Regions from separate parts of the Mus musculus genome. Here region 1 is linked to region 2. Evidence: chromatin loops called from intact Hi-C (ENCODE). Cell type or tissue: left cerebral cortex. All regions are shown on one strand. Each heading gives the region's core, and the rest is flanking DNA. Links, peaks and the distances in the headings are about the cores only. Region 1 overlaps 4933402D24Rik (RIKEN cDNA 4933402D24 gene). Region 2 overlaps Ccnyl1 (cyclin Y-like 1).

Region 1 (2,924 bases), core at 146-2,645, 950 kb before region 2:
TAGCCATCAGGGAAATGCAAATCAAAATGATCCGGAGATTCCACCTCACACCCTCATTTAATTTTTATCTGTACTTTTTTTTTTTCAGTACTGCATACTGACTTAGGACTTTATGCTTCATGCCACATGAGTGTTCTACTACGGAGCCATGCTCCCAACCCCTATAAATTAAATACTCTCAAAAGAAGACTCACAGGAAACTTTCCCTTTTCCTTTTGATGTGTCGGAATTTCTAAAGTACAGTAATAGATATTCTCTTGTATGTAAACAGTGTATTTGGGCTATACCTTCATCTGTGGATGGATGCTTAGGTTTTGTTTACATACTATATCCTTGTGTGTGCTCCAACCCCAGAGATTTGCTGTCTGGAAGGACAAACTTTTTCATTGTTTAATTTCTCATTTCTAGAAGCTCTCCTAATCCAAAGATTATTTATCCTTTATCATCCTCCTTTCCTAAGGAACTTTGTTGTTTAGTTTTCAATGAAGTGTATATTACCAAAGCACAGTTTATGTAACCAAGTCTGCTCACCATCAATTTCCTTTTTAGAAATAGCAGAAAGCCATGTCGGGCCAAGGTCAATGATGAACCGAGTGAATAATTAAGTTAAATAACTTAATGGTCATTTATTAGGTGCCAATGATGTGCCAGGTTCTGTACTAGCATTTTACAGTGTGATCTCATTTATCTTGCTGCATTTATTTGGTGGTTACTGATAATTTTTATATTAATTCCATAGATTAGGAACATTGATAAGGGATTTAAGTAGTTTTCTTAAGAGATAACATTTAGGGGGAAAGGATAGCCAAGTTCTGACTTCCTCTCCCAACCTTAAGTTCACAGCACTATACCAGTATTTCCCAAGCCATCCTACTGATTACGATCACAGACCTGCAAGATGATCATGCACAGCATCATGGAATAGCATCATATTTTCAATTAACCTGCAACTTGCTGCTCAAGTAATGAAGTGTTGTTTTACAGCTCACAGACAGCTCCTACAGCAGTGCCCTCAACCTAGATGTATGTTTTGAGTATTTGCTATTAGAATGGCACAACAGGCTTTAGAGTGATCTGTTTGAATGATAATAACTCACCTAAGTGAGCTGCCCACTGCTATGAAGACTCAACTGATAGTAGCATATCAACAAATCATTTTATAGTGAAGACTAAGTCTTCCATGACTTGAAGTCTGGGGAAGTCTCTCTACTTTCCATAACCTTAAATTTCTTCTGTAAAATTGGGATGCTAAAAGCCAATCTGAAAGACCAGTATGCATATTATAAGTACATTTCTATGCCATGCCCTACAGTTGATGCTAAGCATCCGGTGCTCCTTATAATAGGAAGGCAAATTCCCTGTGGCTCAGTTATGGATATGACCCACAGCTCTCAGCAGTGATCACTGAGCAGTAAGCTAATTGCCCACAATTTCCAGCTGAACTTAGGCTGAAGTCTGAGAAGCATGTGCAGAGGAGCTCCTCTGGCTTTCTCATAGGGCAAGAGTCAGGAGGACAGAAGTACTTTACAAGGAGCTGGAGACAGAAAAGACAAGAAATGAATGGCAGTGTCCCCTAGGTGGTGCTGAATCATCGTGAAAAGAAAATTGGGGCACCTGGTATTTTCAGGGGTGACTTTCTTCTGGTTAGAATTTCAAATAAGAGCAGGACAGCTCCCTGGAATGTCTGGGAAAAAATGACCAGGCAGAAAGAGTCTTTTCAGTAGGACTGGCTATACAATACCCTGGGTCTGCCAGGCCTCTTAGGGCCTTGGGTTTGCTTGTGTTGGAAACAGGAAGCAGGGTCAGGCCAGCTTTTGTTCACTCACTGAGAGTGGCTGGAGCTGTGGCTGATTTCATAGATGAAAACCCATTTATAAGCAACACCGAGGGGAGGGTTCGGCTTGGGCTGTTAACATCACTCTGCTCAGTGAACAGGGCTGAGAGGAAGTGAGACCTCTGCCTGCCCCCAGAACACACATCAATGGCTGCTAGTGAATTTAGCAGGAATTGCCCATTATTATTTAGTGCATAAACACCAAATGGTGTATGTTTCTTTGCTCTGCCCACTTCTTTCTGAACTTGATTGCTGGCCACCTTGTTTTCCTTCGACACAGAAGTAATAGCATCTGATGAAGGCTGTCTAACAACTTACATCTTTGTGACTGTCAGATCCTGGGAGAGGAAACTGAGGTGCTCTGGGGTTGGGTCAGGGCCAGAGATGCTGTTCTTGAGATCTTGGGTCTGGGTCTCTTCTTGAGATCTGGGGTCTGGGTCTCGTCTAGAGGCCATGCACAGAGTTCCTGAGGCTGCACTTCTGGGGTTCATTTCCATTTTGGCAAAATGTGAGTTTGGTTTCCAAGGGAGACTGCTCACATGTATTAAAACGTCTCCACTGCTGAAGTTGCTTTGTGTCGTCCACTAAAGCCTTCTGCCATCAATCCCCATCTTCCAACACGTTTTTCCAGCGTTGTGTCTTTGGGAGGTAACCATAGCAACTAAGCTTATTCAAAAATGACAGAACCTAGGCATCGAAGGGGGAAGTAACCCTGTTGTATTTTACACTGGGAATTTACAGGGCACTAATGAATCTAATCATTGTATATGTTGGATACCGCTGTCTCTGTAGTAGGCACTGCACTACATTAAGAGATTTGATTCTCACAACGACCCTATGATGTAGTCATCGTTATCGGCTTCAGTGGGTGGGTGGGGGGGAATTCTGGGACAGATTTTGATGGTTGCACAGCTATTTTGATTCTCCTATTTGGACTATTGCCCGCAGGAAACTGGGGCATAATCTTCCAGTGTCTGATCTGCATGTGGTAAAATGGAGCCTGTGACAAATGTTGAAAGCAATAGCAGAGCTACAGATCCCCTGCCCCATCTCACTGATACCTCCTTGCAGTATAACGTAGCGCTGGAAA
Region 2 (2,924 bases), core at 108-2,607:
CAAACAAGAAATCCCAGGGAAAATGTGCCTCTGTCAGGTGCATTTATGTTGTGAAAGCACTGATGAACGTGATAGATGTGTCCAGGTTGATCAGTTATAGGCCTAAAACAATGCTTACTGTTTCAGAAACTACTCTGAGTAGTTTGTCCTCTCCTGGCACCATAGTACAGGAGCAGCCCCGTGCATAGGTTACAGTCGGAGGTGAGTTCTCCTGCGACAGTGACAGGAGAAGAGCGCAGGGTTGGAGCTTCCCAGGGAACCCGATTCCTTGGTTTCTAACTATTGATTTTTTTATTTAACATAGTTTGGGAAATGTTTGATTTTAGAGTGCTAATGCTTTTAATCCCTAATTTTACTCCTCAGTCTAAAACTCATAATGAGCTTATAATTCTAATTTTGTTTCTAATATCCTAGCTTTAGAAAAAACTGGCCAATTATCAGTAATTTCTTCATTTAAAATCTGCAAGTTCTCATGTGTTGTAGTTTATCTTTCCTTTCACACTTAAAACAACAGTTGAGATTAAATTGTGTTTCAGCAAAAACTGAGCCCCACCTCTGCGGGTCTTGAGTTAATCATCTGTTCAATAATTCCTGGGTGTGGGTTTTTAGGAAAGCCTCAATCTGTGAGACTAAAAAGATAACGGAAGTTTCATTAGAGTCCTCAGATCATTTTGAACTCAAATAATTCTGATGTTCCTATATGCAATTTGTATATTTTTAAAGAGTAACTTTGGTCACACCAATAGTTTTCATCCCCTTCTCCCAATTCCAATGTAGTCTAACTTTTAGGAATCTACTTTTGAAAGTACAGTTTTTAATTTGTTTTCTTTAATTATATTTTAAAAGTCAGTAAATTTACTTGGTGAAGTAAACATTTACCAAAAAGATTAAAGCAAATTTTGAAAAATGTTTATCATAGGCAACAACGCATGATTTTCGAGGAAATTAAAAAACTGTTTTAGCCGGGCAGTGATGGCGCATGCCTTTAATCTCAGAACTTGGGAGGCAGAAGCAGGCGGATTTCTGAGTTTGAGGCCAGCCTGGTCTACAGAGTGAGTTCCAGGTCAGCCAGGGCTACACAGAAACCCTGTATCAAAAAACAAAACAAAACAAACAAAAACAATAACAAAAAAAACTGTTTTGACTCATACAACTTTTTTCAGTATACATGCCTGCATGTGAACATGGTGGCTCATATCTGCATTCCCAGCAATTGGGAGGCTGAGGTGGCAAGATCCAGGAGTTTCAAATCATCCTCAGCTACATAGCAAGTTAGGGGCCAACCTCAGCTACATGAGACTTTGTTTCTAAGACAAGAGAAATATGGCCTGGAGAGATGCCTCGTTGGTTAAGAGCATTGTCTGCTTAAAACCATCTATACTGGGATCTGATGCCCTCTTCTGGCATGCAGGTGTACCTGCAGATAGAATTCTCATACATAAAATAAATGAAAAAACCCGTGTCTGTGAGCACATGCATTTTTTCAGTTTTGCCTTCCTTTCAATTCATAGATAAGTTCAGATGACTTTAAGAAAGGAGATGGGAGTGAGGCATTAATGCCATTGGCAGAAAGTGGCTGAGCAAGTCCTTTGATCTTCCTTAACCCCTTCCCAGCCTTTTCAGCACAGTGGAGTCACCCTGGGAACTTGTTACCTTAGACTTAAACCAATGCCAGTTTATCAGAATGCCTTGAGCTAATCTTATATCAGGGTGACTTTGGTGTGAGGCAAAGTTTAGGAGCCACTGCTTAATGAAAATAAAGAACTGTGCCTGCCCACCTGGTGTGGGACCTTAGATTCATGAGTTTTAAACATTGGTCCCCTCCCTTTTCTATAAAAGTGGTTGTTGGGTGAACTGTTGTGTAAGTCTTAGTGTCCTTTTCAGAACCAATTTTTTTTGTGTGTGATTTTAAAAATCAGTCTGAGGGTAAAACTGAAGCACTGTAGAAGTATCCATCTTTTATGCCAATAATGTTACAAAGTTCAAATTTTTAAATTTATATCCAACTACTTCTAAAATTCAGATTTGCCTTCCCTCAAACATTTTCACTTTACATTTTAGATGGTATGGGCAGATGGCAAATAGAACCCTTTGTTCCCTAGTTTACATCATCTGTGGCAAACTTAGGAGTAAAGTAATATAGTGTCTAAAGGGTCGTGTCTACTTACTAATATTTCACTTAAACTAATTCGGAATACCTGCCATTAATACTATACCTTGTGCTATACTGAAAGCACTACTTACTTCAGGGTAGCTAGTCTTATCAGCAGATTTGTGGGCACTCATTCATATTTACTAAGTTTGCTACTAATAATCATACAGAAGTGATTTTAAATGCTTTTATTCAATATGCAGAACTTTTCATTACTTACTTTAGGGAGCTAATGGTCTGTGGTGTTAAATGGATATCATCTGCAATCTGAGACCTAATCCGAAATTCCTACTGTTTAAAGTTTAAACATATGTACAAATACTGCAACTTGCACAGAACAAAAGATTCTATAGGTAGAAGGGCAAATGATAGGAGGGATAGATAAGCATTTTTACATGGCCATAGTCAACAGAAATCATATGTCTTCTAAAATCATGTTGTCTAGTTGTGTAAGAAATCAGAGCACTGTAAGTAGAATGGTACTGTTCTAACTGCAGGACATCAGGGCTTCCCGGGAAGTCAGCCCTGCTTGAAAATGAGAAAACAAATTGCTTCAAATATTTTTTTTCCTTTCACAGTGTGACCTTAGCAATATATTACCACATAAAGAACAGGTGAGCATGTTAAATCCAACTTCCTATCCCAGCTGATTACCTTGCTGATACCAAATAGTATGCTATAGCATGCCTTTATTACAGTCCTGAAATGAATCTTTATTATAATAGAGTTCCTTGTTTGAAGATTCTAAACTTGCTGGTTTATATATATTAAA

Evidence for each region. Hi-C counts contacts between places; a loop is a spot of excess contacts. Peaks named below come from ENCODE experiments on the same cell type or tissue, not always from the same donor. Only the 100,000 strongest peaks of a DNase experiment are listed, where the experiment ranks them.
Region 1: it touches region 2 in a loop (2.2-fold over the local background); 3 of 42 quality-filtered maps call a loop at or near these places.

What each region holds. Positions count from the first base shown.
Region 1 is chr1:63,761,733-63,764,656 of GRCm38, forward strand. The region is part of intron 2 of 4933402D24Rik (RIKEN cDNA 4933402D24 gene); the gene reads right to left. Among named protein-coding and RNA genes, the nearest start is that of 4933402D24Rik, 6.1 kb to the right of the region's middle. In left cerebral cortex, for the core only: a CTCF peak has its summit at 1,581; DNase peaks (open chromatin) are centred at 1,642 and 2,335; H3K27ac peaks cover 969 bases.
Region 2 is chr1:64,708,688-64,711,611 of GRCm38, forward strand. It overlaps Ccnyl1 (cyclin Y-like 1), which reads left to right. Exons shown (of 10, transcript NM_001097644.1): 5 at 2,731-2,766. Among named protein-coding and RNA genes, the nearest start is that of Ccnyl1, 19 kb to the left of the region's middle. In left cerebral cortex, for the core only: a CTCF peak has its summit at 1,407 (motif pointing left); a DNase peak (open chromatin) is centred at 1,379.